4 separate regions of the Mus musculus genome follow, and regions 2, 3 and 4 are each linked to region 1. Evidence: chromatin loops called from intact Hi-C (ENCODE). Cell type or tissue: heart. All regions are shown on one strand. Each heading gives the region's core, and the rest is flanking DNA. Links, peaks and the distances in the headings are about the cores only.

Evidence for each region. A loop is a pair of places that touch in the nucleus more often than their neighbours do. Peaks named below come from ENCODE experiments on the same cell type or tissue, not always from the same donor. Only the 100,000 strongest peaks of a DNase experiment are listed, where the experiment ranks them.
Region 2: it touches region 1 in a loop (4-fold over the local background); 7 of 42 quality-filtered maps call a loop at or near these places.
Region 3: it touches region 1 in a loop (2.7-fold over the local background); 9 of 42 quality-filtered maps call a loop at or near these places.
Region 4: a loop joins it to region 1, with 2.8 times the contacts of the local background. A loop is called at or near these places in 12 of 42 quality-filtered maps.

What each region holds. Positions count from the first base shown.
Region 1 is chr13:40,916,127-40,918,626 of GRCm38, reverse strand. The region is part of intron 1 of Gcnt2 (glucosaminyl (N-acetyl) transferase 2, I-branching enzyme); the gene reads right to left. Gm31683 (a long non-coding RNA gene) reads left to right here and starts at 858. Exons shown (of 3, transcript XR_382246.4): 1 at 858-1,212. In heart, for the core only: a CTCF peak has its summit at 1,057; a DNase peak (open chromatin) is centred at 1,026; H3K4me3 peaks cover 2,082 bases; H3K27ac peaks cover 675 bases; H3K27me3 peaks cover 291 bases.
Region 2 is chr13:40,976,556-40,979,632 of GRCm38, reverse strand. All of the region lies in intron 1 of A730081D07Rik (RIKEN cDNA A730081D07 gene), which reads left to right. Among named protein-coding and RNA genes, the nearest start is that of Pak1ip1, 23 kb to the left of the region's middle. In heart, for the core only: a CTCF peak has its summit at 1,817 (motif pointing right); no DNase peak of the experiment used is centred there.
Region 3 is chr13:40,841,923-40,844,999 of GRCm38, reverse strand. No RefSeq gene overlaps it. Among named protein-coding and RNA genes, the nearest start is that of Mir5124a, 22 kb to the left of the region's middle. In heart, for the core only: a CTCF peak has its summit at 1,389 (motif pointing left); a DNase peak (open chromatin) is centred at 1,349.
Region 4 is chr13:40,853,082-40,856,158 of GRCm38, reverse strand. No RefSeq gene overlaps it. Among named protein-coding and RNA genes, the nearest start is that of Mir5124a, 11 kb to the left of the region's middle. In heart, for the core only: no CTCF peak of the experiment used is centred there; a DNase peak (open chromatin) is centred at 1,378; H3K4me3 peaks cover 1,284 bases; H3K27ac peaks cover 1,545 bases.

The DNA of each region.
Region 1 (2,500 bases), core at 1-2,500:
CAAAATATTTGTTTTATGCATAAAATATCCGTCTTTGCCTTTGCGTTCCTGGTGTACATATTTAGTCCGTACAACTATGTACGCAGGGGGCAGCACTCCCGGAGTGATGTTTTTCCCCTTAAATCTTTTCAGATGGTTAATTATTTCCTTGTTGGTTTTCAAAGGGAAGTCCTGCCCGCAGGTGTTGAGGACATATTTCCAGGGGACCTTGGAGGCCACCAGATCTTTCATGCAGTTCAGATCAGCCTGGAGCCGAGAGAAGCCACCATAGACCACCTGCTCCACCTTAGAGGCCAGGAAGGCATTGGGGAAACAGCTTAGTAACTGCCGCACCGCTTCTTTGAAGGTGTCTGTCGCCTTACTATCCACATGCACACAGTAGACGTTCTGGGGCATGTAAATGGCCCTGAAGAGCCTTTCAAAGGTATCGAAGTCTTTGTGGATCACCATGATGTAAGCCAGGGGAAAGGCAGCCTCTTCTTCCGAAAGGGGACTGGTAATATAGTGGCTCTGGATCCGGTATTGAGGACAGGAGAGTCTTTCTAAAGGATGTGGTGATGTGTCCCCCGTCGTGAAGAACGTATGATTTTGCAAGCCGTAATCACAGATGGTGACAGACGTCCTTTCGCTGGAGCTGTTGAGCTGCTGGTAGAGGTTGGGCAGGCTTAGCTGGCTGTGATAAAAAACCACAAAAATCACCACGCTGAGCGCAGAGACAGCGAAAACTTTCCCGCGTAGGCTCATTATTTAGGGTTCCAGGCGGGAAGAATTATCACTGGAGACTGAGAAGTGACCACAGTTCTGAAAGCCCAGGCGCTAGAGGTGGATCTGGCTCCTCCAGATTCGCCGGCTTCTCCCGCACAGATGCGGGCTCACGCTCCCCAGCTCTCAAGGCGTGGGTCTCCAGTGCGTGGGAGTCTGGCCCATCCTCCGGGACTGGCTGGAGTTTAGCAGCTTTCCCACCGCACTTCGCATCTGAAGCTTGAATCTCCTAGGAGGCGAATCCCTGCGGCCAGGAGCTCAGCCCCGCCCAGATGGGGGAAACCTCTTCATTTGCATACGAAAAGCTAGAGGTGCCTCCAGCAGGCTGCCTTCTGGAACGGAGCGACCAGACCGGGAGCGGACAGTCTCAAGCGTCAGCCCCACCCACCTCCCCTCAGTCCATCTAAACTGCTCTTTTCTCCTGCGTACACCCCTCATCTCCTACAAGAGGTGGGTCTGTTTTTTGCCCCCGCTTTGGGGAGAGTATAAGGCGAAAGCTCCTCGGTGTTCCTCTTCTTTCTTTCTCATTGTTTATTTTTTCATTTCAGTGTTATCTCCGCCCCTGGGCAGAGACATAGATACAGGGAAAAGGGCATTGCAACACGTCTAAATAGATAATCAGCAGAAGGGGGGGGGGGCCTTTGTGGTGAAGTGTGCTGGATTAAATCATTCAGATATGATGTGCCTACTCAGACTATGAGAAGAGGGAACTAAGAATCAAATCGTGGGACACCTGGCGAAGGTGATTTCTCATACTAGACGGTCCGAGCTGAGAACACGTAAGAGAGTAAACACACCATTGTTAGCATGCTATGTCGAAATGTGATAACCACTGGTTTCCGTTTCACACAGAGCTTCAGATGTCTAGAACTGTCCACACAGTATTATTTGCAATATTTGAGCACCTAGCTACTGAGTCTCCTTTAACATTAAGATGCCATCAAATTTGTGGTCATTTTCTAAAACTTCTGGAATCTTCTAGTCCCCTTCCCACACACCCAACTCTCCCACTTCCGGGACTCTGAAGAAAGAACAAATGTTTCTGGACCGTTGTAAAATTCCTGGAAGTATCAGTCATTGTGACTCAGGGAAACCAGGAAGAGCAGGTCTGGTTACAAGGCTTGGAATTCTCTTAGCTTACCTATGCACCCGGTGGCCAAACAGCTCACAGAGAATGCGGAGGGCTTTGGGGTGGGGGTGGGGGTAACCAAGGCTGGCCCCATGACTAGGTTTCTAGGCAGAACGCACCACATCTGGAGACTTCAGCATCTGCTCCAGTCAGGAAAATGCTGGGTGCTTAAGAGGCTCCCTCCCTGCCCCATTTTGCCCTCTTCGCCCATCCATTGTATATTAGCAGCTAGCGTGAACCATCAAGATTGATTTGGAACGCTGCCAAACAGGGTCCTCCGAACTCGCCAAACACAATTTCTTTGATTTATAGGGGAGGAAAGCTGGGATGCCCTTTCATGGCCACTCAACAGTCCACGGTGCCCACATCCAGATGTGGGAACCGGTCTACTCGATAACTCCTAAATTCAACCACGGAACAGGGAGAAATCCCTTGCCTCTGAAAACAACAGGCCTTCCCTCTGTGAGATGGCAGTAAAAACACCTGGCTGCAACTCCTTTTTCACAAGGTTGTCCGCTGGATTAAATGAGAGTCCTCTTGCTCACCCCTTAGAAGGAAGCTGGCCACTGGCTGAGTGTGAATTCAGAAAGCACTGCCTTTACTATTCTT
Region 2 (3,077 bases), core at 298-2,797, 61 kb before region 1:
GGTTGCACTTTGAATGTTAAATGTCCCCTGGCCAGCTCATTTGCTTGAACATTTGATCCCAGTCCAGTTGGTGGCACTATTTCAGAACGTTCTGGAACCTTTAGGAAGTCAATCATTGTTAGAAGAATGGATCCCTGGGAGTGAGTTGGCTTGAGGTTAGCAGATAGTTTCCTGACTGAAGAGCCAGCGGGACCAGCTGCCTCCTGATCCTGCTACATACCTTGCCTACCTTGACTCTCTTGTCAAACACTAAGCCACACTAAGCCCTTCCCCCTTTAAATGACCTCTTGTCTGGTATTTACTCACTGCAACAAAAACAAACAAACAAACAAAAAAAACCACTGATACACCCGTAAAAACATCTTAGGCCCAGGCTCCCGACCTACCACGCTGTGGAAAACGCTGCTAGCAAAGAATGAGTTCTTGGGCTGGCACAGAGGAAGGAGAAAGTGCAGATTTGTTCACACACTGCTCTCTGAAAAGCTCAGAGCAAGTAGACCCATCTGTGCACTAAGATAGAGCAGTTCTAGTATTCACCTGTATATCCTCTTCAGTGTGGAGACAGGGGCTTGCTCTATAGTCCAAGCTAGCCTCTAGCTGGGCATCTTTCTGTTTCCACTTACAAGTACTGTTACCTGTACACTTTAATCATTTTGAAGTCACTTAGAATGCAGTGTAAATAGTCGCCACCCTGTCTGGCTCGGGGAACAATGACCAGAAGTCTGCACATGATCAATCCAGACAAAAAAAAAATTTTTTTTCTTGAATGTTTCCTGTCTGTGTAGCTGGCTGACTCTACAGTGTGGAAACTGCAGATCTAAAGCATTGTCAGGGCTGGCCTTTATTCTATTTCCCTTTTTTTTTTTTTGAGTTCTAAAGATTGTACTGATGGCCCGTGTACAATGGAAAAAGCACTTTACCACTGAGACGTATCCCAAGCCCTTTTGAAGATTTTTTAAAAAGAGTTTGGGAACAGGGTCTTATTCAGTTGACCAGTCAGTCTACTCTTGGTCTCACTGTACCAATCCTCCTGCCTCAGCCTTCCAAACACCAGGGATTACAAGCCTATGCTACTAGACCCAAGTCATTTCATATTCATAATAAGATTGCATACAAAGCCGGGCATGGTGGCACACACCTTTAATCCCAGCACTTGGGAGGCAGAGGCAGGTGGATTTCTGAGTTCGAGGCCAGCCTGGTCTACAGAGTGAGTTCCAGGACAGCCAAGACTACGCAGAGAAACCCTGTCTCGAAAAACCAAAAAAAAAAAAAAAAAAAAAAAAAAAAAAGATTGCATACAAACTACTGGTCTACATTTCTAAAGATAGATTAATTAGCTAAATTTCTAATAGGGATTAGGGAAGGTGAGGCTACATCAGAACCACCCCCACACAGCTAGAGGAACTTTCCTCATCTCTCCACTCCAGGGGTTCTGACTCTTAGAAAAGCTCCAGAATTTGCATTTACCACAAGTCCCAGAATCATGTTGAACACCATGGGACCTGTCAGAGAACAAGAAATGTCTCTGGCCGACAGTCACATAGTATGCGGTTGAATGTTTGCAAAAGATGCCCAGGTGGGCTGAGATGGAGGGACCCACCTCTCCCTGGGCAATGGGTAGGTGTCAGCATTACTCACTGTTAAGAATCTCTTTAAATTCCTACAAACGTCACAATAACTTAGATTTTCTTGTAAACATCCCTCCCAATGCTCATTTCCATATATATGGTGGGCTGGGCAGCAATGACTCTCCAATTGGCCGCTTTGTCTTTCTTCCCTGGCTTCCTCTTAACCTGCGGCCAATGCGAGAATTGCAACACTAGAGGGCGCTACCTGCAGTTGCGTCCCTTCCCCTACCTTCTGCTAACCTCACTGCTTCCAAAGGCCAAAGGACCCAAAAATTGTACACATACCACCACTTGGACCTCTTCTCCTTGCTGGCCCACAGTTTCCAGTTGGGTACAGCAAACCGAACCCAGTCAGCTGATTGACAATAGTCTTAACAAGAACCCTCCATCTCTACAAAAAGCATAGAAGGCGGTGGGTTCCGCTCTATCATCTCTTCCTTCCTGAGGTGTCTCTGGACAGCAATTGTGCAATTTTTGATCTTTCCCCATTCTGTTTCTTTTTTTGTTTGTTTGTTTTTTGTTTTTCGAGACAGGGTTTCTCTGTGTAGCCCTGACTGTCCTGGAACTCACTTTGTAGACCAGGCTGACCTCGAACTCAGAAATCTGTCTGCCTCTGCCTCCCAAGTGCTGGGATTAAAGGCGTGAGCCATCACACCCGGTTCCATTCTGTTTCTTGATAATTAGTATAAGAAAGCTAGGAAATTTCTCACAGTTTACTTTTTATTTAACCAACTTCATAAACAATCTGATTATATCTAAAGTGATTAAGTTAGCCTAGTTAGATGTACTCCTTTTGGGAAGTCACTTAAAAAGGAGAAGAAACAATTTCTTGAGTTCTAGATATGTGTTAGAGAGTGTCTAGTTGTCTCTATCCAGCTTTGAGACATAACCATTCCATCCCATTGTAGGTGGAAATTACCACCTACCAGGTCCCACTGGGGTTTAAGACCTAAGCTAGACTGGAGACCAGGCTGTCTGTGCATAGACCATTGCCCCACAAGTTTCTGGCTTCAACAAAGACTAGTCAATGGACTTTGTAGGAAAGAAAGGCATAGAAGAAGGGAAATTTTACATCTAAATCCTCTGGCTAGGGTTGCAACCGGGTAGTGTAGCTTGTGCTTGGCATATACAAGGCCATGAGTTCAACTTCAGACACCAGGATAAGAAAAGGAAATTTTCGTGTATCTCCATGTTTGCTAGTGCTAAGGACCCAAAGGAAGACCATACCAGAGCACTTCTGTGTTCAGTCACAGAATGGCAAAGCCTTCCCCATATGGCTCAGGCTCAGCATTGGCCAAGGCCTCCTCTGCTCTGAATGAAAATGTTGACAGTGTGTGCAAGTGCGGCTGTTTACCAAGGTTTGACCAGTGTGTGTAAAAACTAGTCACTGCAGCTTCCTGCTCCCAGAGGGTTACAGCTGGAGGCTACTGGCCCTCAGACGCCTACCCA
Region 3 (3,077 bases), core at 236-2,735, 74 kb after region 1:
AAATATGCCATACTAGACTTTCCTTGCTTTTTGGGATGGTATCTCATTGTACTGGTCAGGCTGGCTTAAAACTCCTGGACCTTCTCATTTATCCACCATGGTAGAGGGGACTATGAAGACATACCACCTCTCCCAGCAAGGAAATTCGACTTATCTGATTCCACAGGCCTCCAAGCTGAAATACTCCCTCCTCTGTCTTAAAGAGGTCCTTCTTACTTTGTAGATCCTGGAGTGACACGGGATCCCTGATGACTCTTTCCTGCGTCCCCAAGTCTAGGCTGGAAGCCCTTCCACCTAATGGGATCCCGTCTTCGCTATAACTCTGTGTTTGCTTTAATAAGCTCCCGGAACACTGAATCTGTCTGTTGATCACTGTGTTTTTAGCATCTTGCTTATGGGAGACACAAAGGGGTGAGTTAGGCTGAGCCTCTCTCTTACTCTATATCAGATGTCCTGGTTAGTTCTTTTTGCTTGTCGTCTTGACATATCTAGACTCATTTGAGAGAAAACTACAGTTGGGGGAAATGCCCCTCCAAGATTGGCCTGTGGTACATCTTCTTGGTTAATGACTACTGTAGGGGTGCCTAGCTCACTGTGGGTGAGCACCTACTCTGGGTAGATAGGTGGTCAGAGTAGAATGAGGAAGCCGGGAGGAACACTGAGGGAAGTTAGCCTTTAGGTTCCTGCTTTGAGTTCCTATTCTAACTTCCCTCAGTGACAGACTGTGACCTGAGAGGTGTAAGCTGAAATAAACGCTTCCCAACCCAAGTTCTTTTTGGTCATCATGTAACAGGGCCCAGGACTTAGCACAACTGACTCCATGATGGAAGTATCATTTAGGCTGTAAACGCAGCGCATACACAGCCTTACCTGCCAAACAAAACCATTGGCCTAATCTATCAATGTCCATATACTTCTGGGATATGGCCACTCATCTCAAAATGTACCAACTTTGTCTTTTAGCTTCTGCACTTCCACTTCTGGCTAATTATTCTTGTTAATTGAAATATGGGAACCCAGAATATGGTATTTGTGCTTAAAAGCTCACCCCGAGAGAGCTCACTGCCACACTGGGATCCCAAACACTCAGTGTAGTCACAGGCCGCTAAGACTTTTTATTGGCTGAACTGGGTCTGAGCAAGTTTTTCTGCCGACTACCTCACAGCAATCCCAGCAATAGAAACCCTAACTAAGACAACTAGGGGCAACAATTAAGGCTGGGGGCCCAGCCTGGATTGATGAATATTTTTACACAGCTTTTAAACCTTAGAATGATTTAATACTTTTAATTGGTTGGAAAAATAATAGAACTCAAATATCCTGGTGGACCGCCCCCCAACCCCCATGTGACCCAGAACTTGTCATGATGTCGTGCTGCCCTCTAGTGGCCATATACAGAATAGCTCAGTGTGTTCCTTTGCAATACAGATTTAGAGCCCAAGGCTTTCATGTGCTACACAAACATTCTATGGCTGAGCCCCAATCCTTCTTTCCTCTTTTTTTTTTTGTTTTTTGTTTTGTTTTTTGTTTGTGTGTGTGTGTGTGTGTGTGTGTGTGTGTGTGTGTGTGTATGTGTGTGTGCGTTTTTGAGACAGGGTTTCTCTTTATAGCCCTGGCTGTCCTGGCACTCACTCTGTAGATCAGGCTGGCCTCGAACTCAGAGATCTGCTTGCCTCTGCCTCCCAAGTGCTGGGATTAAAGGCGTGCTCCACTACTGCCCAGCCAGCCCCCGAATTCTGATGGGTCAGTCTTAGGTTGTGTGTTCAATAACCCATCCCTGACTGTGATGGGTGTTTGTTTGGTTTGTAGGAAGACTCCTGGACCCTAACACATATTGTCTTAGCATTTTATTCCCAATCACTGTGAGCAGTGGGAAGAGAGCAAGCTTTGGAAGACTTAAAAGAAGTGTCTCCATGTGACCTTTTGGGGTGTCCAATCCCCCACCTGACTGGTGTAGTCAGCTCTGCCCTCCAGCAAAGCTATCCAAAATGCTGCCTGAGCGCTTTCATAAGGCAAGTGGTGGTTAACTAAGTTATTATCTAAGAAGGGCAACACGTACCAGAAGAAGAAAAAGAAGGAGGAGGAAAAGGAGGAGGAAGAAGAGGAGAAGAAGAAAGAGGGCTGGAGAGATGGCTCAACAGTTAAGAGCACTGACTGCTCTTCCAGAGGTCATGGTGGCTCACAACCATCTGTAGTGGGATCTGATGCCCTCTTCTGGTGTGTCTGAAGATAGTTATAATGTACTCATATACATTAAATAAACAAATGAATGAATGAATGAATGAATGAATGAATAAATAAATAAATGAATGAATAAATAAATAGAAGGAGGACGAGGAGAAGAAGAAGAAGGAAAGGAAAGAAGTAGAAGAGGAGAAAAAGAAGAAACTGGCATAGGCTGGTAGATCTCCATGAGTTCAAGGCCAGCCTGGAGCAAGTTCTAGAATAACCAAGCCTATATAGAGAAACACTGTCTTGATAAACAAACTAACAAACAAACAAAAAGAAAGAAAGAAAGAAAGAAAAAGAAAACACAGGAGAAAGAAAAGCAAGCCAGATCCCAAGTTTGGCTGCCAGTGGGGAGTCTTTGCCAAGTACTGGCAGGGAGGGCTGAGCATCCAGGAGAGAAAATGATGGACAGATGGTTCCCTCGGGGTCAGGGACCATCAGTCAGGCTATTTCCTGTGGAGATGCAGCAAAAGCCTTGGCTAGGCACATAGCTCAGGGGCTGTGTTCTTGCCTAGCAAGTCAAGGCTCTGGATTCCAGCTCCCACACTGCAGAAAGGAAGAAGGGAGAAAACAAACAAACAAACAAACAAACAAATATAACATACACCCACACCTCAGTGTCCTAGACACGCTCGAATAAAAATGACCTTGTTTTCATGCTATTTGAACACCAATGTTGAAATGTTCACTCTCCCATTGTTCAGAGAAGCCGAATGTTATCCAAAAGTCCATCCCACGGACAGAAATAAGAACAGACTTGGGGGTGTCTTCTCTGTCACAATATTTTATAGGGAAAGACAATACTGTCTGGGCGCATAGAGGAACTTCTGAGAGCAGCCACTGGAACA
Region 4 (3,077 bases), core at 324-2,823, 63 kb after region 1:
ATGCCACAAGGATCCTTCTAGAAATGCCTGTGGTTATTTACAGTATTGTTTTGGGTAACACTAGTCGTTTTAAGAAGAATAAGTATGGGTCTGGGGAGAAGATGGCTCAACAGGAAAGGCATGTGTCAACAACACCTGAGTTCCGTTCCTGGGACCCACATGAGAGAAGGAGAGAAGTTACCCATAGATTGTCCTTTGACCTCCATATACACATAGAAGTACATACAATATACATGTGTACACACACACACAATACACACACCACCCATAAATAATAAAAAAATGAGCATTATTATATATGATTTATTTCTACTTAGTGTGCAGAAGTATCTTACCCGCATTTATGTATGTGTACCATGAGCACTCCTGGGGCTGGAGATCGTCACAAGAGGCTGTTGGATTCCCTGAAACTGGAGTTACAAATCGCTGTGAACTACCCTGTGGGTGGAAGCAACTGAACCCTAGTCCTCTGTGAGCATAGCAAGTGCTCTTTGCCATCTCTGAAGGCTCTTTCTTTCTGGAGCCTCTTCACTGCCCCAGAGGTAACCATTCTATATCCTGAATTCTATGTTTGCCCAATAGGAGGGCGATGAGCGACCCAAGGGGGAAAGAGAAAGCTCAACCCAGGTTGGCCATTAGCTCAAAGTTGATGCCCAGCGTTCCAAATCCAGGAGGTGACCAGATTAAAAAAAAAAAAAAAAATCAGGAACCAGGATAGATCTGCTGGTTATTCAATAATTCTCAGAGCATGTATTTGTTTCAGAGGTCAATGGAACATATCGCTGCTACCTTAGGGCATACTCTCCCTGAAGGACTTTAACCAGTTTCTGTTACATCAAGTTAACGCTCCTGAGGACTGAATTTACGCCAGTGCCTGTGAAAAGGGACTACTTCAGTCTCACCTGTACCACCATGAAATGTGGATTTCCCACAACTCATTTTATCATGACATCACCTCTGGGCCCAAATTAGAAACCAAATAAGCTGGTGGAACTTTTTGAATCTAGGAATGCCTGGTAAAAGCCTGCATCAAACTCATTTTTTAAATATGAAGTTCACAGGCATCTTCCTGCGTTCATTTCCTGCTCTCCATCCCCCTGCCTTAAAAAAAAAAAAAACAAAAAAAAACCTACCACCACCAACCCCCCCCCCCCCCAAAAAAAAAAAAAAACCCTTACAGTTTTAATTTTTTACTATTGTTGAATTCGGAGCCCTGTCTCACTCTCCCGAATGTTTGCAGTCACAGGAAACAGCCTGAAGCACCAGGGGTTTAAAATAGCCAGGGAGCCTGGTTAAAAAGTTCCCTGGATTGGGTGAAGGGAGGAGGCTCTTCCCAAGCTCGGAGCCTCTAAGAGTCACGTGTTCTCCTGTTCTTAGCTCCCGCGGGGTGTAATTTGAGAAGACAGGTTCCTCCCAACCCCTCTATCTCGGTCTGGTGAGGACTCCCCTAAACAGCCTCTGGATGTGGGTTTCCTTTCGTAGCTAGTCACCCATGAGTCTTAAGGAATTTTTTTTCCCTTTCGATCCTGGGGCTACTGGAAGACTGGCGGCAAGGCAGCTATCACACCCTGCTCATGGCTGCTCCGTGGTGTCCAAGCTAATTTTAGACCTTGAAGAGAAGTCACCGGGAAGAATGATGGGTAGAAAATGATCAGGTTCTAGGGTTTAATTTAAAATGGCGGGAAACAGGGCAGTAGGGAAGGAGAAATGAAGCGGGTCTTGTCAAGTTCAGACAAGATAGGTAACTGAGGTGGAACAAGGTTGGAGCTGGGGCTGAAAGATCCGGAGCCCTTCTGTGTTGATGTGTCCGGCCATCGCAGGCTTTGTGGGCTAAGTGCTTAGCGAGGAGGTGAGCCCCAGACCACAGGAGTTTTGACAGCCCCGCTTTGTTGCAGAAAATCAACAGGTTCGAGTGTATTTATAGTTTTAGGTTGGATGCTGTTGTAGTTTGTTTTCTGTTGTTGTTTATAAAAGTCATGATCAAAAAGCAACTTGGGGAGGAGAGCGTTTATTTCATCTTAGTTTACAGTCCATCATGAAGTAAAAAAGAGACAGGAACTCCAGTAGGAACCTGGAGACCGGAAATGACGTACAGAATATGGGGGAATAATCATTAGTGCCTTGCTCCTGGGCTCCTGTTTAGCAATATTTCCTGTACAGCTCAGGCCCACTTGCCTAGGAATAGTACTACCCACAGTATTTTGGATCGTCCTACATCATTACCAATCAAGAAACTGCTCCCAGACATGCCCACCAGCCAGTCTGAGACACCCAGTTCTTTAACTGAGGTTTCTCTGTTCTAGATATTTCAAGTTGAGAACCAAGACTAGCCATCACACGTATTTTGTAAGGGTGGATATATTTTTACATGTTGGGTATATCTTAGACACTGGTATTAGTATGGGGTCTATTCCTGATCAATTTCACAATCTGATTTTGAAGTTAAGGAAACAAAAACCACAGCTTCTGTGGGTAGAGTTCTATATTAGGTTGAGCCTGCATTAAGAAGAGTGCCAAGGAGTATCACCTCCCTGTAGATTAGAGGTCAAAGAAACAAGGTCCATCCTGCTGCAGGGTAGCCAAGCCCAGGAACGCCAGTCTCCCTGTGTCTTACAGACCAGTCTGCAATGAGCCAGTTGGTGCTTTGTTCTCTGTTTGGCTAAGGTGTTATCAATTGAGGAAAGAGGGTCGACTAAGTTTCAACAAAGGCACAGGGGTCATCTCAGCCCTTGGGAGACAGACACTGGAGGATTAAGTAAGTGTCTGAGGCTGCTATGAGCTACATAATGAGAGTTTTTCTCCGAAGTAAATGAAAAGAAAAAAAAAGAGAAAGAAAGAAAGAAAGAAAGAAAGAAAGAAAGAAGGAAAGAAAGAAAGGAAGGAAAAAAGGAAGAAAGGAAGGAAGGAAGGAAGGACATGTTAATTTGCTTACTTGATCTTTAAAATAACAAGGAAAGTCCTCACACACTTGTAACTCTACAGGGTCCTGGGTTGCTTCCTTTCTTTAAAAAAAAAATTGTGTGTGTGTGCACACGTGTACGTGGGCATGCACACTCTCATGGTGTGTGTGTGCACGT